2 separate regions of the Homo sapiens genome follow, and region 1 is linked to region 2. A link is a loop called in an ENCODE intact Hi-C map of the cell type or tissue named here. Cell type or tissue: OCI-LY7. All regions are shown on one strand. Links, peaks and the distances in the headings refer to the core of each region. The heading gives the core; the rest is flanking DNA.

Evidence for each region. A loop is a pair of places that touch in the nucleus more often than their neighbours do. Peaks named below come from ENCODE experiments on the same cell type or tissue, not always from the same donor. Only the 100,000 strongest peaks of a DNase experiment are listed, where the experiment ranks them.
Region 1: a loop joins it to region 2, with 3 times the contacts of the local background. A loop is called at or near these places in 3 of 110 quality-filtered maps.

What each region holds. Positions count from the first base shown.
Region 1 is chr1:202,609,444-202,620,642 of GRCh38, reverse strand. All of the region lies in intron 1 of SYT2 (synaptotagmin 2), which reads left to right. Among named protein-coding and RNA genes, the nearest start is that of SYT2, 95 kb to the left of the region's middle. In OCI-LY7, for the core only: a CTCF peak has its summit at 6,050 (motif pointing right); a DNase peak (open chromatin) is centred at 4,452; H3K4me3 peaks cover 1,056 bases.
Region 2 is chr1:202,178,983-202,190,181 of GRCh38, reverse strand. It overlaps the pseudogene PTPRVP. Among named protein-coding and RNA genes, the nearest start is that of LGR6, 9.2 kb to the left of the region's middle. RefSeq lists a silencer at 1,124-1,173 and enhancers at 4,444-4,973, 5,092-5,141, 4,974-5,503, 6,198-6,697. In OCI-LY7, for the core only: CTCF peaks have their summits at 5,105, 5,308 (motif pointing left) and 6,307 (motif pointing left); a DNase peak (open chromatin) is centred at 5,311.

The sequences.
Region 1 (11,199 bases), core at 1,129-9,128, 430 kb before region 2:
GTTGTTTCTGCTTGTTATAAGAGGGCTTATAACAGGGGGAGAGATGGTGGCCCCTTCCCCCTGCACTCCCCATCCCGGCGTATCCCTAGGCTCTCTGTTGAGAGCATTCTTTTTGATACTCACCTGAAGTCCTGCTTTCTGCCCTGACAGCTCTCTACATGATAGAAAAAAAAAAAGGATAAGATAAAGGATAAGCCAACCAGGTTGTCACCTGCTCCCCAACTCCTAACTCACCCCAGGCCAAGTGTGGCTGTTCTCCCTAGCAAAGGGGGCCAGAGGCAGTTAACTAGTACTCCAAGACCCCAGCATGTTTTAGGGTCTGTGCAGGGACATGCATGCCAAGCATGGTTCCTCCTGGACCCATTGCTCCCAGCCCTGGGGCCACTTGCAGAGGCCTGAGTGCTTGGGACTGACACTGTCACAGGGGCCAAGTGGCCATCCTGGGCAGACAGAAGGACAGCGGCCAGTGGACCAGGGAGAGAAGGGAATTCCTGCGTGGATTCTGTTTAGTGACCTTGTTTCTGGTCTACCCCTGCTTCTCCAGCATCATTTCCCACTATTGGAGACTCCCCCTTCCTGAGCTTTCCCTGAGGACTGGGCCCCCTACCTTGCTCCTGAGCAGGAGACCTGGCCTCAGTCAAATTTAGACCCGGATCTTTACTCTGATCAACTGTGTGACCTTGGGCAGGTCACTTACTACCTGTCTGAGCAGAATTTGCCTTGCCTTTGAAATGATGCTGGTAATTGTGCCCTCTTCCCAGGTGGGTTAGATGAGAACATCTGTGCGCTCATCAAACAGAGCTATGGTGATTGAACCTGTTGTTGCCACCAATGTCCTCCTGCCTGCCCTGCTCTGATGCCCTCCAGGTCTGCAGTGCCTTTGAGGCTTATTTTACTTCCAGCAACCGGGCTTGGACTTTGACCTCTCTGGCAAGTCTTTCTGAATTACTTAGAACCTCATTTTTTCAAAGTGTGGTGCCCAGATCACCTGCATCAGAGGAAATGGGGATGTTGTTACAATGCAGATCCCTGGGCACATTCCAGTCCACTGAGTTTTCTGAGTTAGGCTCTGGGAGACAGGGTGCAATGGCAGAGGGTCTGCATTTTAACAAATTCCCCAGGGGGTCTTGATGCAGGCCAAGCCTGAGAGACCCTTCCTCAGTCCCTTCCCTTGTGTGTCTTCTCCCTTGTTGGGGCCTCCCAGACCCCTACCTCTTCAGACCTTGACCTGTGGCCCAGCAGGCTGGGAGCAGGCATCTCTCCCCACCCCCAGCCTCCCTCTCCGGGCAGCTGCAGCCTTCACCTAATGGCGCCATTTCATGCTTTCCTGCTCGGGTGATTCTGACCAGACAGAGGAGTTCACTCTGTCCTGGGAGCCCTGGCACCCTGATCCATTTATCATCCTCAAGTCTTCCAGCTGGCTGCTCTCCCCGGGACTGCAGCTCCCAGCCATGCGGGAGGCGAGGCAGCTGTGAGTTCCCGATAATTTGGCTCTCCCTCACACCGTTCTCGCCGCCATTCCTCCCCAGCCATAGGAGCCCTGCCTCCTAGAGTGGGGGAAATAGTCCTGGAGGCGGAGGAGGCTGCTGGGCTGTGGAAGGAAGCACTGGACTAGGGGTCCAGGGATTTAGATTCTTCCTCCACCAAATGCCTGTGCGACCTTGGACAACTGGCTTCACTTCTCCAGGCCTCCAGGAGTCTTGGGTGGCATGCAGGGTATGAAAGGGCTCCTGCTGTTTTCCTTCTTTTTACATTTTTTTTCTCTGACTCTAGAAGGGACAGCAGAGCCAGGTGACAGGGGGTCACATCAGAAGGAGAGTCAGCTGAGGGAATCTTGGTCTCTCAGCTACTGGCGTGTCTCCCAGGGAAAATGGAAATGCAACCGAAGGGCAGCCTTGGAAAAATAAGCAGTGGTTCTCTACATGCTGAGCAGATGTGGGCTGTGGGAAGGACATGCGGTCTCTACCCATGCAACATCTCATTTAATCCCAGCCTCAACTCGAGGGTTTAGGAATAAAAGCTGCATTCAAATAGTTAAGAAGTCTGACACTCAGAGAGGTGAAAGAAACCACCCGAGGTGAAATGACTCATAAGGGGGTGCGTCTGACTCTCTATGGTCCCAGGCCTGCTGCAAGAGGAGAGGAAGGGTGGGCAGTTCCCAAAGCTGTGTGCAATGCCCCCACTTCCCATGCCAGCTTTGGGGTCTCGCTGTACACACACACACACACACACACACACACACTCACACCAGACCTTGGTTCCTTCCCAATCTATGCTTGGGTGGGTGTCCCTGGATATAGCCTGATGACAACTGAGTCTTAACATGGTTTGTGGAAAGAGCCCTGGGCCCAGAGCCAGCCTGTACTGCACGGGGGGACCCTGGGAAGGCCACTTCCCCACAGAATTCAGTGTCTTCTGTGAAATGACATAATGTGACCCAATCTCAAAGTCTGTCCTGCTTGATCATTTACAGACCCACATATTTATTGAATGTGGGCAGATTACTTGAGGTCAGGAGTTCGAGACCAGCCTGGCCAACATGGTGAAACCCCGTCTCTACAAAACTACAACAAATTAGCCAGGCGTGTGGTGGGCACCTGTAATCCCAGCTACTTGGGAGACTGAGGCAGGAGAATTGCTTGAACCTGGGAGGCAGAGGTTGCAGTGAGCCAAGATCGTGCCACTGCACTCCAGCCTGGCAGACAGCGAGACTCCATCTCAACAACAACAACAACAAAAAATGCGTAAACAAGTGAGCGTCCCAACAAAATTTTATTTACAAAAATTAGGTGGGGGACTGGATTTAGCCCCTGGACTGCCGTTGGCCAATGCCTGCACTAGAGCAACAGCAGTGAGTAAGACCAATGAGGTGGCTGCTTATACAGTCACAAGCTGCATGAGTACCATGGGGATGAGAATGGAGAGCTGGGAAAGCAGGTGGTTGAGGCCTTGATGCGGGGGTAGGGGAGGAGGGAGCCATGGGTGTGGGGAGGAAGGCGTTCTTGGAAGTACTGTTTGAGCTGAGAAAGATGTGTAGACTGTATTAGTCTGATCTTGCACTGCTATAAAGAAAAACCTAAGACTGGGCAATTTATAAAGAAAAGAGGTTTAATTGGCTCGAAGTTCCACAGGCTGTACAGAAAGCATGATGCTGGCATCTGCTCGGCTTCTGGAGAGGCCTCAGGAAACTTACAATCATGGGGGGAGGTGAAGAGGGAGCCAGCACTTCACATGGCCAGAGCAGGAGGAAGAGGCGAGGGAGTGGGGGTTGGGGGGTGCTACACACTTTTAAATGACCAGTCTCATGAGAACTCACTATCACTAGATCTGACCCTGTGATCCAATCACCTCTCACCAGGCCCCACCTCCAACATCAGGGATTACAATTTGACATGAGATTTGGGCAGGGACACAGATCCAAACTGTATCATAGGCTTTGGCTCCTTGAAGGGGGCACAGCATATACAAAGGCCCCGAAGAGGGTAATACAGTGTATTAGGGGAAACAAAAGAAGGAGTGTAGGCTGGTGTTAGCAACCCAGGGAGGGAAAGCTGAGGTGCTGCTGGATGGAGAGCATGAGGGGCTGTAGGCCACGCTAGGGCTTTCGGCCTGTCTCCCTGGGATGGCTTTTCATTTTTGGCGACATGACTGGCTTTGCATTTTATGAAGATTGCCTTGGTGGCAAATACGGAACTGACTGGAGGCGAGCAAGAGGAGACCCAGAAGATCAGGCAGCTATGTCGGGGGCCAGTTGACCTGTGGGCCTGGAGCTCGGAAGTGGCTTGACTCTGACAGAAGAGGATGGCACTGATGCCTGGGTGCAGAAGGAACCACGCAGGGAGACACCATGGCTGAGAAGGGAAGGACCTCAAGTGCAAGCCTGAGGCAACCGAAGGAGGAGTAGTCACAGTTATGACAAAAGCAGGCAGCGGCCAGCTGACCACAGCTCAGGGGTCCAGCTCAAGGAAAATGAAAATGCGCCCTGGGTTTAGTGACCTTGTGTTCATCATCCATGACTTTACAAAGAGCTACTTCAGCAGAGGGATGGGGCAGAAGCCACAATGGAGGGGCTGACGAGTGAGGTGGACGTGACGAAATGGGGACCATGTGTGCGTGTGTGTGCACGTGTGTATATGTGTGTGCATATGTGTATGTGTGTGCAAGTGTGTGTGCGTGGTCACGAAGGGGAGAACAAGGCAGCAGGTGGGGCTCATTTTTGGTGGGTGATGTGATAAACTGGACTGGTCCAGCCTCAGCTGAGGGAAGGGGGAAATGTTAGGCACAAGAAAGGGCAGGGATGGCAAAGACTTCCTGAGAAGTCAGGAGGGATCCTGCGCAGGAACGGGAACTGGCTTAACCAGAGGAAAAGCCCTCAACTCACAAGGGGTCAGGAGGAAAGGTCTGTGGTTTGACCCAAGGTTGGGACATTTTGAGAGATTTCTCGCTTCTGCTTTTCTTTAAAATAACAGCAAAGAGAGAGGAGGGGTGTGAGGGAGCCACAGGCCTGCGGAAACTGGAGGAGGAGGCGAAGCTGGTGGGGAGGCGTTTCCTGCAGTTTCTGTGCAGTGCAGAGGGCCTGGGTGATCCTGGGGATTGATGGGATACAGGCTGCCCTTGTACTGTGGGGGGATTTTCACCAGGGGGCTCAGCAGTCGGGGGTAGCCATGGAGAAGGAGAAAGCTGTCAGTGGGATTTCTCCAGGGCTGGCGCTTTGCCAGGTGAATACCACAGAAATGCCAAGGGAGTGTGGGGAATTGCGAACAAGTTGTAGGCACCACGGACCATGGTGGGAAAAGAAGACTAGAGGGGCTGATGGTGGCCCAGGGAGGTCAGGGAGACTTCTCCAGGAAGAGCATTCTAGGCTGAGGGAGAGTAAGTGCCAAGACTGTGGGATGGGGGTCTGTTTGGTGGGTTTGTGGCTGGTGGCAAGAGGCCAGCATGGCAGGAACTGCGTGACTGAGAGCAAGGACAGGAAATGCCTGTGGGAGCCAGCCAGGGGCCAGGCCAGGCAGGGATCTTATTCTAAATGTGACAAGAAGCCACAGGAGGGTTTTAAATAGATCAGTCTGGCTGCAGTGTGGAGATCAGGCTGAGTGGAGGGGAGTGGAAGCTTCCAGATAGGAGGCTACTGTGGTACTCCAGCTGGAGGGTGGAAAGTGGCCAGATTTGGAAGGCATTGTGGGTGGTTGATGAGTTTGCAGACACCTGGGATGTGGGGGGGTGACCCCACATGGATGGGAAGGATGACCCCAAGGCTTCTGGTCTCAGCACCTGGTGCCATGTACTGGGTGCATAACTGAGAGACGGGCCCTGAATCCACCCCATCCACTCTCTGGGCCCACTGCCCATGCCTGCCTTTGACATGAGCCTCCTCAGGCATCTTCTATTCCCTTGCTGTCTGGGCAGCTATGGCCTCCTGGTTTTGTTGGAGTCTGGAAAAGCTTCCAATCTGCTGCTGCTGCTTCATGGACTCCCCACATTCCCTCTCTGCAGCTCTAAGTCATTTTCCTCTGGTGGATTCCCCGGGAATGCCGTCTGTCTTTCATAAGAGCTCGGGGATGACATTTGTTATTGGCTGTTTTCAACTCTTTCCCCGCTTTCCTCTGGAGTTATGCTCCACCCTAGTCTTTTTACTCACGACAGCCAAAGCGAAACTTTTAAAATATACATTTGTACATGTTACCCCTGCCCCCACCCTAAAAGGCCTCCCACAGCTTCTCATTCCTCTTTGGGAAAGACAAAACTCCTTGACGCGGCCTATGGTGCTCCTGATCCTGCCCTGCCCGGCCTGCCAGCCTCACCCTGAACCGTGATCCATCCACTCCAGCTGCCCTGGCCTTCTCTCAGGCTTTGGACTCACCACACTGCATCCCACCTCTGGGCCTTTGCATAGGCTGTGCTCTCTGCCTAGGCTGCCCTTTCATCTCCTCTTTACCTGGATAAATACTCACCCTTCAGGTCTCAGTTCAATCATCAATTTTTCAAGAAAGCACTTTTGCTTTCCCAGATTAATTCACGTATGCCCCATTATAAATGCTCACCACCACCAGATGGCTCTCCTTTCTTGCACTTCTCATAATTACAATTTTATATGCACTTATGTGAAGTGCATGGTAAATTCCATGAGGGAAGCATGATATGAGCTCAGTAAATACTTGAGTGAGTGAGTGAATGAATGAATGTGTCTCTCACATCTGTTCTCTCTACTCCATTCCTTACCTTCCCATCCTAGTGCAGGTCTTTACCATTTCTGGTCTGTGGAACCAACCTCCCTGCTCCACTCCCCATGGAGCTAACTTCACAAACCCCACTTATAACTGCTCAGCACCCTTCAGTGGTTCCTGCTGGGTATAGAGGGAAGTCTAATCTCCTTTTCTGGGACTCCAACACTCCTGAGATGCAGTTCTCCCCCTTCATTCCTGGCCTGCAGATTCCCTGAACCTCAGGAGCATTAAGCGTCTTCATTCCTGGCTGGTTTATTTGACACCAAGCAGCTTTACTTTGCTACAGGACCATTTCTGGACGGTCAGTCTGGAGAGAAGGCCTGCATCCACCATGAACCTTGGGTCCCTCTACGGTGCCAGGGCCACTTCCAGGTGCCTCAGATAAGGTTCAATGAACACTTCTCAGATTCACATCCAACCCACATTTATTGAATGCCCTCTATGTGCCAGACACAACCAAATTTATTTTTAAAATTTTCACGGCAGTTCTGAAAAGTAGGTATTATTTTCCACAATTTTATATTGAAGAAATCAAGTTTCACAAAGGGATTTTTGGAGTCAAATGACAAGTGGTTGGCATTCTTGGGACTACATTCAGCCTCTTCCCCCAGCCTGTGCTGCCTCCTGCCTGCCCTGCAGTGGAGAGTGAGAGGGTGGGGTGCTGCAGGGACCGTGGACCGGCTGTGGGGAGCTGTCTGCAGAAAGGGGAGGAGGACTGCCAATCCAGCGGCAAGGGTAGAATGGAGGAGCTAGGCTCAACTGATAAATGGCATCTACAAAAAGCCCACAGCTTACATTATATTAAATGAAGAAAGATTGAAAGATTTTCCCCCAAAGATCAGGAAAAAGACAAGAATTCCCACTGTCACCACTTCTGTTCAACAGTGGACTGGAAGTTCTAGCCACGGCAATTAGGGAAGAAAAAGAAAATGGAAAACTATCTTCATTTGCATGATTCTATATATAGAAAATCCTAAGGACTCCACCAGCACACACACACATGCACACACACACAAATTATTAGAACAAATGATTTCAGGCTGAACGCGGTGGCTGATGCCTGTAATCCCAGCACTTCGGGAGGTGGAGGCAGGCGGATCACCTGAGGTCAGGAGTTCAAGACCAGCCTGGCCAACATGGTGGAACCCCGTCTCTACTAAAAATACAAAAATTAGCCGGGCATGGTGGCACATGCCTATAATCCCAGCTACTAGAGAGGTTGAGGCATGAGAATTGCTTGAGCCCAGGAGGCGGAGGTTGCAGTGAGCCGAGATTGCACCACTGCTCTCCAGCCTGGGCGACAGAGCGAGACTCTGTCTGGAAAAAAAAAAAAAAAAAAAAAAAAAAAAAGGAAGAACCAATGAGTTCGGCAATGTGGCAGGGTACAAGACTGAGATACAAAAATCTATTATATTGCTATACACTAGCAACGAACAATCTGAAAGTGAAATTAAGAAAACAATTCCATTTATAATGACATCAAAAAGAATAAGATACCTAGGAACAAAAGAAGTGCAAGATGTGTAGTTGAAAACTACAAAACAATCTTGAAGGAAATTAAAGGTCTAAATAAGTGGGAAAATAGTGGAAAACTCAATGTTGTTGATATGATCCCTGAGCTGATCTACAGATTCAACACAATGCCTATCAAAATTCCAGCTATTTTGTAGAAATTAACAAGGTGGTCCTAAAATTCATATGGAAATGCAAGGAACCCAGAATAGCCAAAACAATCCTGATTAAAGAAGAACAGGCCTGGTGCAGTGGTTCATGCCTGTAGTACCAGCACTTTGGGAAGCCAAGGCAGGTGGATTGCATGAGCCCAGGAGTTCGAGACCAGCCTGGGCAGCATGGTGAAACCCCTTCTCTACAAAAATACAAAAATTAGCCAGTTGTGGTGGCATGGGGCTGTAGTCCTAGCTACTCAGAAGGCTGAGGTGGGAGGATCAATTGAGCCCGGGAGGTCAAGGCTGCAGTGAGCCATGTTCACACCACTGTACTCCAGCCTGGGTGACAGAGTGAGACCTTGGCTCAAAAAACAAAGTTGGAAGACCCATTCTGCCTGATTTCAAAACTTACTACAAAGCTACAGTAATCACGACAGTATGGTCAATAGTAGGCAGGTGCTATTAAAAAAAAAAATCAGTGTGGTATTGCCATGAGGTTAGACATACAGATAGAATTGAGAGTCCAGAAATAAACCCTCATATTTGTGGTCAGTTGATATTTTACAAGGGAACTAAGACAACTGGATGGAGGACAGAATAGTCTTTTCAACAAATGTTATATACCAAATGGATATCCACATACAAACGAATGAATGTGAACCCCTTCCTTACGCCATACTCAAAGTGGATTGTAGAAACATAGTGGAACCTAATTTCTAGAAGAAAATTAAAAATTAGCCAGATGTAATGGCACATGGCTGTAGTCCTAGCTACTCGGGAGGCTGAGGCTGGAGGATCACTTGAGCTCAGGAGGCCATGGCTGCAGTGAGCCATGATCATGCCACTGCACTTTAGCCTGGGTAACAGAGTGAGACCCTGTCTTAAAAAATAAGTGGCTTGTAGACTTGAATGTGAGAGCTAAAACTATGCAACTCCCATAAGAAAACAAAGGAGTAAATCTTAGTGCCCTTAGGTTTAGTGATGGTTTCTTGGATATAGCACCAAAAATATGGCAGCAAAAGAAACAGCTAAATTGGACATCATCAAAATTGAAAACTTTTTTGCTTCAAAGGACACCATTAAAAACTGAAAATATGACCAGGCACAGTGGCTCATGCCTGTAATCCCAGCACTTTGGGAGGCCGAGGAGGCCAGATCAACTGAGGTCAGGAGTTTGGGACCAGCCTGGCCAACATGGTAAAACCCCGTCTCTACTAAAAATACAAAAATTAGCCAGGCATGGTGGTGAGCGCCTATAACAATCCCAGCTACTTTGGGAGGCTGAGGCTGGAGAATCACTTGAACCTGGGAGGTGGAGGTGGCAGTGAGCTGAGATTGTGCCATTGCACTCCAGCCTGGGCAACAAGAGTGAAACTCCATCTCAAAAACAACAAAAAAACACCACACACACACAAAATGAAAATATAACCCTAGAATGAGAGAAAATATTTGCAAATTATATGTTCAAAAAGGAACTGGTATGCAGAATATATAAAAATTCTTACAACTCAATAATAAAAAGACAAAATATTTTAAGATGACCAAAGGATTTGAATAGATATTTCTCTATGGAAGATATACAAATGGCCCATAAGCACATGAAAAGATATGCTACATCATTAGACATCAGGGAAATGCAAATCAAAACTACAATGAAATGCCGCTTCACCTCCACTGGGATTACTATAAACAAAAAGACATAATAACAAGTGTTGTCCTTTTGGCTTAGGATTGACTTGGCAATGCGGGCTCTTTTTTGGTTCCATATGAACTTTAAAGTAGTTTTTTCCAATTCTGTGAAGAAAGTCATTGGTAGCTTGATGGGGATGGCATTGAATCTATAAATTACCTTGGGCAGTATGGCCATTTTCATGATATTGATTCTTCCTACCCATGAGCATGGAATGTTCTTCCATTTGTTTGTATCCTCTTTTATTTCATTGAGCAGTGGTTTGTAGTTCTCCTTGAAGAGGTCCTTCACATCCCTTGTAAGTTGGATTCCTAGGTATTTTGTTCTCTTTGAAGCAATTGTGAATGGGAGTTCACTCATGATTTGGCTCTCTGTTTGTCTGTTGTTGGTGTATAAGAATGCTTGTGATTTTTGCACATTGGTTTTGTATCCTGAGACTTTGCTGAAGTTGCCTATCAGCTTAAGGAGATTTTGGGCTGAGACGATGGGGTTTTCTAGATATACAATCATGTCATCTGCAGACAGGGACAATTTGACTTTCTCTTGTCCTAACTGAATACCCTTTATTTCCTTCTCCTGCCTGATTGCCCTGGCCAGAACTTCCAACACTATGTTGAATAGGAGTGGTGAGAGGGGGCATCCCTGTCTTGTGCCAGTTTTCAAAGGGAATGCTTCCAGTTTTTGCCCATTCAGTATGATATTGGCTGTGGGTTTGTCATAGATAGCAAAGCTGGAGGCATCACAGTACCTGACTTCAAACTATACTACAAGGCTACAGTAACCAAAACAGCATGGTACTGGTACCAAAACAGAGATATAGACCAATGGAACAGAACAGAGCCCTCAGAAATAATGCCGCATATCTACAACCATCTGATCTTTGACAAACCTGACAAAAACAAGAAATGGGGAAACGATTCCCTATTTAATAAATGGTGCTGGGAAAACTGGCTAGCCATATGTAGAAAGCTGAAACTGGATCCCTTCCTTACACCTTATACAAAAATTAATTCAAGATGGATTAAAGACTTAAATGTTAGACCTAAAACCATAAAAACCCTAGAAGAAAGCCTAGGCAATACCATTCAGGACACAGGCATGGGCAAGGACTTCACGTCTAAAACACCAAAAGCAATGGCAACAAAAGCCAAAATAGACAAATGGGATCCAATTAAACTAAAGAGCTTCTGCAGAGCAAAAGACACTACCATCAGAGTGAACAGGCAACCTACAGAATGGGAGAAAATTTTTGCAATCTACTCATCTGACAAAGGGCTAATATCCAGAATCTACAATGAACTCAAACAAATTTACAAGAAAAAAACAACCCCATCAAAAAGTGGGCAAAGGATATGAACAGACACTTCTCGAAAGAAGACAGTTATGCAGCCAAAAGACACATGAAAAAATGCTCATCATCACTGGCCATCAGAGAAACGCAAATCAAAACCACAATGAGATATCATCTCACACCAGTTAGAATGGCGATCATTAAAAAGTCAGGAAACAACAGGTGCTGGAGAGGATGTGGAGAAATAGGAACACTTTTACACTGTTGGTGGGACTGTACTAGTTCAACCATTGTGGAAGTCAGTGTGGCGATTCCTCAGGGGTCTAG
Region 2 (11,199 bases), core at 1,084-9,083:
CAGGCACTGCACCTGGAAACTCCCAGCCTGACCAGGGAGGGAGGCAGGAGCTCATGTGGCCACCAGCAATCACGCACATGGTATGCAGTGCAGTCCTAGAGTGTGTGGGACAGACAGCTGCCTCCCCGCCCTCTTTTCTGGTCTCTGCTGCTCCTCCTGGTTTTTCCTTTCTCCATATGCCCTCCCTGCTTTCTCCTCCACCTCCTCCTATGTGGAGGGGAGGAAGGAGGAGAGAGCAAAGGAGCAGGGAAAACTTGGCACCTCCGCCTGAGGGGTGCCTCCAGCGCCTGCCTTCTGAGTAACAGGGTAGCTCTGGCACCTCCATCCTGGTGGGGGCTGAGGGTGGCCCCTGGGGGCTCTGGCAGGTAGAGAAGGCTGGGGATGGCAGGAGAAGGGAAGTGGGAAACAGGATAAACCCTACTGCATACAGCGTGGTGCGTACAGGGTGGTGGGGCAGAGGACGAACAATTTGGAGCTGTGATTCTGAATCCAGGGCTTAGCACCACAGGAAACTAGACGTGGAGAGACCAAAGTCTGAGGATATTTAGAAACTGAAGGATTAGCAGGGAGAGGATTGCTTCAGGGGAAAAACCAACACCATAGGGGCCATAGGTCACCTAGTTCAACCAGACTCCAGGTCCTAGCTTCCATCCCGGCTCCACGTTTGCCCACAAGACCCACACACGGGGCCCAGGTCTGAGGACGGACAGACAGAACACACTGAGCTTCACGCTTGGCCACAGGTCTTTATTCCAAGACCCTTTACCTTTGCAGCACAGGGCCCAGTGGAGGCCGCCCTTCTGGGGAGCCCAGGCCCACGTGGATGTGTCAGGAATGCTGTCCCCATCCCACAGGGCACAAACCTCTCCTGCACAGTGACCAGTGCCGACTCAGGGGCAGCCCGTCTGCCAGTGCGCTGTTCAGACAATTGTAGAGGTAGATATACTGCTTCTGGAGATGGACATAGGGTTAGGAGGCTCGCCCCGCCTGCCCCAATCTAACAGAAAAGGGCTCCCTTGTGTGTCCCAACCCCTAGGGCTCCATCTGGGAGAATGCACAGAGGTCCACAGCGCCACCTGGTGGCTACCCGGGTGGTGCTGCCTAGAGGCCTGGGCAGAAGCTCCCTCACCTCCCACCCCTTCCCACAGCTGAGCCCCCACGCCCCCACCCCAGCCCCATCGCCTCTCACCAGCGTTGGGGTCATAAGGTCACAGGCCTGAGACTGCTGCAGGGCCACGTTAAAGACATCCACGGTGCACTCAGACCCTGCCTGCTGCAGCAGCTGCTCCATGGCCAGGAAGGTGCCCAGCTGGGTCGCACCCTTGCTGCAACTGACCTAGAGTTGGATGAGGTACCTAAAGGGGGTGTGGCAGGGGTGTCCGGGGATGTGGCGGGGGTGTCCGGGGATCTGCAAAAATCCAACCTGGGTGCAGGGACTGAGAAGGGACACCGAACACTTGGTCAGCCAGCCAGCCAGCCTGGGCCCAGGGAGGGAGGCGGTAAATTCCCACCATATTCCTGAGGACAGGGTAGGGTGTGGGGAAGACAGGGGCATTGTGAGACTGTGTCCTTTTGGCCCATAACCCAAGCAGGGCCCAGGGAGATCTGAGGCTATGCCAGAGGGGCAGGGAGGGGCTTCCAGTGTCCACTCCCCCAAGACCATTGTCCAGCAACACCTGGAGTGGCTGAGCAGTGTGCCCGGCTTCTTGCTGTTGCCCCGAGAGCAGCACTGGCCCACAGCAGCCAGGAAGGGCAGCAGGGTGGTGGCGGGCAGCTCATGCCCAGGCTCCAGGTATGGAAACTGCAGTCTCTGCACCTCCCTTTCCTTCCTACTCTCCCCCTCGGGCAAAGACATGATCGGCATTGGTGCTGGAGAGGGCAGAGGGAGCCCACACAGGACTCTTCTCCCACACACCACCCCATGCCCTGTGGCCCCAACACCTACATGTGTGACCCTGAAGAGGGCACAGAGCCAGCCCACTGTGCTGCTCTCGGCCACCCAGTGCACTGTCACCATGTCTGTGACTATGGGCTGCATCTCCATTGGCCAGAATTCCTGTGGCTGGGACCAAGTTAGGGCTGCTCAGGCAACTTCCTGAGATCTCTGCCCCTGCCCTGGTTAGACAGCACCACAAACTACCCGCCTCCAACCTCAGCCCTAACTCCTGAGCCTCCCTTCCTCTGTCCTCTGCACTCTCACCTTCTCCATGGCATCGAGTGGGCACAGAGAGACAAGCACATGAGCCCCGTGCTGCCACACCAGCTCCCAGAGCTCCTCTGGCCCTGCGAGGCCAGTCAGCACCATATGATCACAGCCAGAGGGCCCACCCTGCAGAGCACAGCTCATTGGCTTCCAGAGACTGAGGGTGTCCCCTGCCCAGCCCACAACTCTGGGAGCCCCCAGCAGCCCCAGCCCGGGAAGTACAGGTGGTCAGAGAGGGCAGGAAACAGTGGCAAAACCAGCATCATCTCACAGGGAAGAGCCAGGCTTCAGGCATGTCGTCAGGGGTGCTCTCCTACACTGGAGAAAACTGCCCCTGAGAACAGTCATCTGAGGGAAGACAGTGAGGGTGAAGCTGCCAGAGGCCCCCAGCCCATGCTGGCCCCCTGCCCCTCCACAGGGTCCACAGTGAGACTCACAGGAGATGGGGCTGTCCTGCTCATAGCCAGGCAGGGGTGCGTAAGAGCCAGCCTCGTCCTTGATGGCCTGCAGCAAGAGCTGGGAAGGAGATGGGTACCCTGAGGCTGGGAGGTCCCACTGCAGGGCTGGCTCAGCAGGGGAAGGCTGCCCTTGGCTGTCACCCACTTCCTGGCCTGAAGTGTACCTCGTACTCCTTCAAGAAGCCAGCGTTGGCATTGGCTGCCCTCTTGGCACACGCCTGTGCGAAGTTCATCACAGAGATGGGCCAAGACCTGGTGGGGGGGTTGGAGAGGGAGAAGGCACTCAAGGTTCCCCAGCTCCCTGTTCTAGTCTGCTCGGCTCTGCCCATGAACAGGAGCAGGGAGCCTGCCTGTGGGAGGCACAGGGAAGCTGGGACTTACTCAGAGATGTTGAAGGGCCCTTCCAGAATCTTGTTCAGTAGGCAGCTGTGCAGGAAGACGTACTGGCTCTGCCAGGGGGAAGGGCATCAGGCTGCTCAGCGAGGAGCGAGGAGCGAGGAGCGAGGAGCGAGGGGGGCCTGCAGGGAGATTTTCCAGGCCCTGACCAGCAAGGCAGGGATCGGGTAGGAGGGGAGAGGGAGCCACTGAGAAACCTTCCCTCCACCGCTCTATGGTGTCAAAGCTGACAGGGTCCTGTCCCACCTCCCCTTTCACAGAATAGGGAGCACAGCCCAGATAGGATGGTGTTGTGTTTGAAACCCTCTCCCCAGGGTCTTCTGTATGCCCCATGAGCTCTCTTTCCTGGTCCCTCTTGTAGCCCTGTGGCCACCCACCTCCCTCCCACTCCTTCAGGGTCCCAGCTGCCCAGCCCAGCCTGCGAGGCCCTCACCAGGGTCTGGATCATGAGGGGCCCGTGCATCCAGAATGCAAACACAGCATGGAACACATCTACCATCTGCTCCTCCTCCAGCTGCTGCAGCAGCCTCAACAGGGCCACGAAGGTGCCCGTCTGGCCCATGCCCACACTGCGGGGACAGCCCCTGAGGAACTGAATGGGTGAAGAGGCTGCCCATGTCCCCAGCTCTCCCCACAGTCCGAGAGCCCCCGACACCTCCAGGCCAGGCAGGGGGCTCTCCACCCTATGCACTCACCTGCCCTCCTGCAGTGCACCAGGATGGGTCCCATGCCCTGGGTGGCCCTTGCCTGTTCCTGTACCAGCTCCATAAAGGTAAGCAGGGAGCTGGGGGCCTTGAGGATGCTGTGGTCAGGTCAGGTGGTGAATTGCAGTTACTCCACCCTCCGCTGCTGTTGCTGGACAACCTGAGAAGGGGGTGGGAAGGGGGCAAGGGGGCAAGGGGGCAAGGGGGCAAGGGGGCAGAGGGGCCCTGCTGCTGCTCCTTATCTTCCTAACTCTAGGCTCCCATGGCCCAGACCTCACACTTTCTTCCCCAGCTGCCTAAGGGCAGGGATGATGCAGACCAACTGTTCCTTGAGCGTGGCAGCTATGTCTCTCTCATCAGGATGCTTCCTGAGCCCTCGGGTCCTTCTCTAGCCTCCTGGGTAATCTCTGCATATAGAGTGCCCAAGCAGAGGAGTGATTCGGGTCCCTTGCTTTCCTGTCCCAGGAGTGCACAACCTGGGAAGGCAGTTGGGCACAGGGGGCATGGGGTGAGGCAGGAGCCCGGAGCTGGCATGGGGGAGGTCAGGAACCATCATGTCTCTCGTGCTCTTCCTTTCCCTCACTGTGCAGCCTCAGATAAGCCCTTAACCTTCTCTGTACCTCCCTACCCCTTCCCTAACACACACTTCCCTGGGTGGTGGCTGAGTACTTGTGGTCCTCCGAAAGAGAGGGCTCCAGGGACCCAGGAAGTGAGGCAACCTTCTCAGGGGTCTCAGCTCTAATGCCTGTCCCACCCCCTCATCCTTGGGGCACGCATGTGCTGCAGCTGGAATTCCCGCTTGGTCCACTCATCGTCAGCCTCCTCGGCTAGGAGGTGGATGGTGATGTGATCATGGGTGACCGGGGTAGAGTCGGTCAGCCAGTAATGCTCACACAGCACCTGGGACCAGAAGGTTGGAGAGGGGAAGGGTGGCTGTGAGCCCAGCCCTATCACTGCTGCCCCCTGCTTTACCCAGTCCCACCCCTCCCTGCCCACCTTTCTGGTCCCTGACACCCTGCTGGGATTCTGCTCTCTGTAATGACCCAGCTCCAAGGCTCCCTCCTCCAGGAGCTGCTCTCCCTTGCCTGGGCTCCGGCACCCTTGCCCTCAGACCTCTCATGACCCTCAGGATTCTGAGTCAGCCACCAGCTTGCTGTGCCAAACAGAACAGCCCTTATTCCGCGGCCAGCAGCCCTGGGCTCACTGCTCCAGCAAGAGGACAGACTCGGCAGCCTCTCTGCGTGTCCCAGGGCCCTGCATCTGCCAGGCTTATCGAAAGGAAGGATCCATGATGGTACCTTTGACACCGGCCCTGGGCAGTCCCTACCCCTTGGTGCCTTCTCTGCCCAGGGCAAGAAGCCCGTAGAAACTAAGCCAAGCTGGAGCTTACATACCTGGTTCCTCCCACTGCCTCCCCATCCCAGGGACCACCCCATCCTGGGTCTGGGTGGGAGGTGGTTCCACCACCCTCCAGGCCTGATTGGCCTCACTCCAGTCTGCCCCGCCTTCCCTGCGGGAAGATGCCAACGGGGCCATTCCCACAAGGAGAACGTGCGCCACCTGGTGGCCTTTCCAGGAGCCTGTAAGGCGCATCACCCTCCTGTTCTCCATGCCGACGGTCAGCATGATGATGATGCGGACCTGCTACTCCCGCACCAGCCGCCAGAAGTTCTCCAGCGTTTTCTTGAGAGGCGCCTGAGAGGCAATGAATTCCTGTGGGTGGGTGGGTGGGTGTAGCCCTGGGGTGTAGGGGGCAGAGGTCAGGAACATGTTAATGGGCGATGTTTGGTGTCAAACACACAGCAGATTTCCAATATTTGACCTCCAGGAGTGAGGATGCTGTGCACACACCTACATGTGTGCAAACACACGAACACGTGTACACCCAGAATGCAAACCAGGAGGGCTGACTTCAGAGACACCACCCCCGTCCCTGTCCCACCCCAAAGGGACAAGAAAAACCCCGATGAAAACAACAAGCTACTGACATGAGTTAAATAGCCCACCTAGACCACCCTCTTCACCCACCCAGAGTCACCTTCCTAAAACCAAACTGTGTTTCTTCCATGCTCAAAAATCTTCTGTGGCTCCCCATTGCCCACCAAATAGAGTCCAAAGTCCTCAGCCTAACAATCAACCCCTCCTTCATTCAGCCCCAGGCTATCTTTCCCATTACATCTCCCACCACCCAGCACCTCCCCACTCCCTCACCCCTACGCACCCCCCACCACACACACACACACACACACACACACACACACACACACACACACACACACTGCCTGAACGTTACTGCTTGGCTGTTCTCTGGCTGCTCCTTCCAGTCAATAGAATGTCCTTCCCTCTTTCATCACTTATCAAAATGTTACTCATCCTTCAATAAACCAAATGTCCCCTCTGGGAAGCCTTTCTTAATTCCTCAGGTGGATGAAATTTCTCCTTCCTCCATGTGCCCTGAGTACAGTGTTTTTTCCTCTATTACAGCCCTTGTCACAGTGTGTGGTGAATGTCACACACATGCCCACATGCTCCTTTGAAGGTGGGGAATGTGGCTAACTCAGCTCTGCCTCCTGCAGGCCCAGCACAGAGCCCAGCACACAGTAGACCCTTGCTAGACACCTGCTGGATTGAGCTCATGAAGCCCAAGCTGGTGATCTCCTAGAGAGCTGTTACAGCTAACAAAGGCCAGTGTGGCCTGCAAACCAGCCCATCTCCCGAGCAGATCCCAGATCCCATGGACAGCCTCACTGGTGGCCCTTACTGGGATGAAGTTGGCATTGATGTAGTCAGAATGAGGCTCTCCCTCCAGCTGGGTCAGCCTGACCCTGGAGTGGTCGTCTGCAGAGAGTGAAAGCTGTGCATTCAGGGCTGGGCACATGAAACCCCCTGCCCCCATGCCAAGCCCTAGCCCTCTGCCATGCCTCCTCTCCTGCCCCCAGCACTCACAGGGAAGCACATGTGGGTAATGGTTCTTGGTGGTGTTGGCAGCGTACTCAGCCTCCAGTCTGGGCTGCTCCTTGCCCACCTCCTTCAGCTCCTGCAGGGATCAAGGGCAGGCACTGGTTGCTGAAGTAGACCCATCTCACCCCATGCCAGGTGAGGGGCAGTGGGGGCAAGTGTGCAACTGGGAGTTCCCTCCAGACCTTCAGACAGGTCCCAGTCTTCCCTCCTCTGAGCCCAAGGGTGGTAAAGGCCTTACCTCGAATTGCAAAAAGAAAGCCTGGTGTGCGTGAGCACTCTTGGCCTCATAGCTCTGCCTGAAGCTGTGGATAGGGATGGGCCGGTGGGTCTACCTGGTGGGAGGTGGAGAGGGTAGCCCCCACAGCCTTAGGTTTGCAGAGTCCTGCCCTGCCCTCCCCTGGGTGACGGGTACAAAGCAGGGGACCTCAGAGTCCTGGCAGCACAACCTGATCACCTGGGGGCCTGTTGGAAACGCAGATCCTGAATTCCACCCTGGGTGTGGAGCAGCGTGCATTTCCAGCAAGCTCCTCCAACGCCCAGCCTGGGCTGCAAACCACCAATGTGGAAGAACAGAGAAGGGACAGGGGACATGTACGCATGTGCACACACACGCGTGAGTCTCACAGTCTCCCTCCCTAGGTCCTGAGGAGGGCTCCTGTGCACAGCCAGTGCTCAGTTAATGTCAGCCCCACAGGAGGTTGACATGAGGAAAAGAGCTATGGCCTGATACCGTCTACGAGGTTGGTCAGGGAGAAGGTGGGAACTGGAGAAGGTGGGAACTGGAGAAGGTGGGAACTGGAGAAGGCATGCATGATGGTTAATATGGTGTCAACTGGGTTGAGTCACAGTGCCCAGAAAGTTGGTCAAACATTATTCTGGATGTTTCCATGAAGGTGTTTTTTGTATGAGATTAACATTTAAAGTGGTTCACTGAGTAAACTCTAATGTGGCTGGGCCTCATTTAATCAGTCGAAGGCTTTCATAGAACAAAGACTGACCTTCTCTGAGCAAGAAGGAATCCTATTAGCAGGCTGCCTCCAGACGCTTCCCAGAGCCTTTGGCCTGCTGGTCTACCCCAGATTCCTGGACTCACCAAGCCTCCACAATCACATGAGCCAATTCCTCAACATCTGTCTCTTCCCCCTCTCTCCCTTTCCTCTCCTCTCATCTCCCCCACCTTCCTGTCCTCTCTTTCCCTGCTCTCCTTCCTCCTCTCTCCCTGCTCTCCTCTCTCCTCTCTCCACATACACCCTGTTTGTTCTGTTTCTCTGGAAAGCCCTGACTTATGTATGAGTGCATTTGGAGGAGGAAGAGGCCACATGGGCAGAGAGGAGTGGGGAGCGAGAGGTCCAGGCATTGAAAAGGCATTTGGGGAGGTGTGGTGGCTGAGGAAGAATGGGGGTCTGGCAGAGCCTTGCAACCCCCTGACTGGGACACAGTCACAGCAGAATGGGGGCCAGAGGAGCTTCAGCAATGCCACCATGGCCCCCACAAGGCAGGGAGGTGCAGGAAAATGCACTCACCGCAGGTTGTAAGCTGTCAGCTCTTGGGAAAATGGATTCTTCCCTGCCCTGCAAAGGGTGAGGGGGCACGTGGGAGGCAGCCCCAGGGGCAGGGAGCTGGCCCACTCTGGTCATGAAGTTCTCCCCAGCCCCCAGCCTTCCCTCCCACTCACCTCTGCCCCTTCACCCGCCTCCAGCACAGCAGGCCCAGCACAGCACAGATGGTGAGGACACAGCCCACCACGAGGCCCTCCATTACCGGCAGGGGCACTGATGCCAGGGAGACACCGGCCCAGGGCTCTGTGGAGAGAAGGGAAGAGTGGAACACAGCAGCCTTGTCCCACAAACCCTGCGAGGTCATGCCAAGCTCTGCTAGACCTGGGACCCTCTGGGTGAAGGGTACAGTGACAAACCCCATCTACACTAGTAGTCCCAGATATCAAACTGAGGCCAGAGATGGCTGCCTGGGGGGAACATCTGGATGGGAACTGGGAACACCCAGCAACCCCTCCCTGCACCCAGCTCCTCAGGATGCCCCAAAGACCCCACCTCCCTTCCCTGACACCATCAAAAGAAAAGAAAGAGGGCAGAGGCCTGGTTTCCTGGACTTTCTAGAACCGCACTGTCCTATACGGCAGCTACCGAACATTTGAAATGTGGCAATTCCAACTTATGATTTGCTGTAAGTGTAAAATACACACCAGATTTCAAAGACATAGTAAGAAAGAAAAGAATGTAAAATATCTCATTAGAAGTGTTTTTGGCCAGCTGCAGTTTCTCACACCTGTAATGCCAACACTTTGAGAGGCCAAGGCAGGTGAATCACTTGAGGTCAGGAATTCAAGACCAGCCTGGCCAACACGGTGAAACCCTGTCTCTACTAAAAAATACAAAAATTAGCCTGTAATTCCAGCTACTCAGGAGGCTGAGGCAGGAGAATCACTTGAACCTGGGAGGCAGAGGTTGCAGTGAACCGAGATCATGCCACTGCATTCCAGCCTGGGCAACAGAGAAAGACTCTGTCTCAAAAAAATAAAAACATTAAAAAAAAGTGTTTTTAATGGGTCACCTGTTGATATTTTAGATATTTTGGTTTAAATAAAAAGTCACTAAAATTAATTTCACCTGTTTCTTTTGACCTTTTCAATGTAGTTTTTAAAAGACATTTTAAATTACTTATGTGGCTTGCCTTACATTTCTATTGGTCAGAGCTGTTCTAGAGCCCGGATGGCCTGGGAGCATCCGGGTATAGAGGGGCAGCGTGAGTGTGGACAGCAGCAGACCACCGCAATGCCTCAGACTCTCCTGCCTGCACTCTCAGTTCGCCCAGGCCGAGTCTGGTGCCAAGAGCACCTTCGTCGCTGGCTCTGGGTCTCCCCACTCTGCTCGGCAGGACTTGTTATCCCAGTAGTCTAAGCTCAGTCCCTCCTGCTACTGGTTGGTGATGAGCCACACAAGAGGGTTCCCAGCTCTCCTCCCCATCTCCAGGGCCCAGCTGGAGCCCTTGCCCAGTGCCCACCCTACCCGAGAAGGCTGAGAAGGAGTTAATGGTCTCAGGAGGGCTGTACCTGGTAAAGGCTGCAACGCTGAACCTGGGCAGAGAAACAGGACCTTTTGTTGGGGAAGGGCAGGCAAATAAGGTGAAGTCCCTCCCAGCAATCTGGGTCGCGAGCAATAGACACTCAGATAGCAAGCGCTCCCTGGCAGGGGTGTCCGGGGGAGAGAAGAGGCAGTCATGGGTTCTTAGTTTCCATTTCTGGTTGGGCCAGTAAAGCCCCTTCCTCATCCCTCGTCTGCTTATTACTAGAGACAGAAGCTAAAAAGCACAGCCACAGGTTGCTAAAAGCCTAAAACAAAACAGAACAGAACCATAACAAAATAAGGCAGGCTGGGCAAGCTTGGCAGAGGTTACGTGTCATGCTATCTGCCATCTCACAGCAAGCCCCATCTTCTGTGCCTGACAGTAAGAGGAAGCTCTAGAAATAGGTACCTGAGCCTGGCACAGTGGCTCACCCCTGTAATCCCAGCACTTTGAGAAGCCGAGGCAGGCGGATCACCTGAGGTCAGGAGTTGGAGACCAGCCTGGCCAACATGGTGAAACCCTGTCTCTATTAAAAATACAAAAATTAGCTGGGCATGTTGACCTGTGTCTGTGGTCTCAGCTAGTCGGGAGGCCGAGGCAGGAGAATCGCTTGAACCTGAGAGGCAGAGGTTGCAGTGAGCCGAGATCAGCCACTGCGCTCCAGCCTGGGTGACAGAATAAGACTGCCTCAAAAACAAAAAAAAGAAAAGGAAAGGAGAATAAAAAAAGAAAAAGAAAAAAATAAGTACCTGGATATCCTGGGAACTGCCCTGGCAAGCTGAAACAACACACTCCACTTTCCTTTTTGAAAAAAGAACCGTGTAACAGATGGGTGTTCAGGTTTTTGCCTTGTCTGCCAGGAAGCTCAGTCAAAATGACTTAATGGACCATCACATGCATTCTGTTTATAAGTCAGTCCAGATCTCTTGTTTCTTTACGAACCACAAATGAAACTTGTAAGTTTCATCACTCCCTTCAGCCTTAGTGCTCGCCTATACTGGGAACCTAGCTTGAGCTGCCCGTTGCATATCTCTTTGGTGTGGCCACAGTCCTCTGTACCCACAGGCACTGTCCAGGATCTCGGCACAGCCCAGGGATCCGGGTAGAAGGGGTTGGGGAGCAGGATGGCCAGGTAGGAGTCATGTCCTCTGTAGTAGTGGTCATGCCACATGTGGTTGATGGCTTCCCAGGAAGGCTGAGGCACTGAGAGGAGTGGGGAACGGGAAGAGCAGGGTGGGCAGTGGGGCCGAGGCCTCTCTTCCTGCCACAGAGGGGCTACCCTATCTCTCTATCGTGTACCCACCATTCATATTAGCACTCTCCTCCAGAACGTTCTGGTCCCCCTTTCTGCTCCGAGACTGACACCAGCCTCACATATTTCATCTTACCAGTC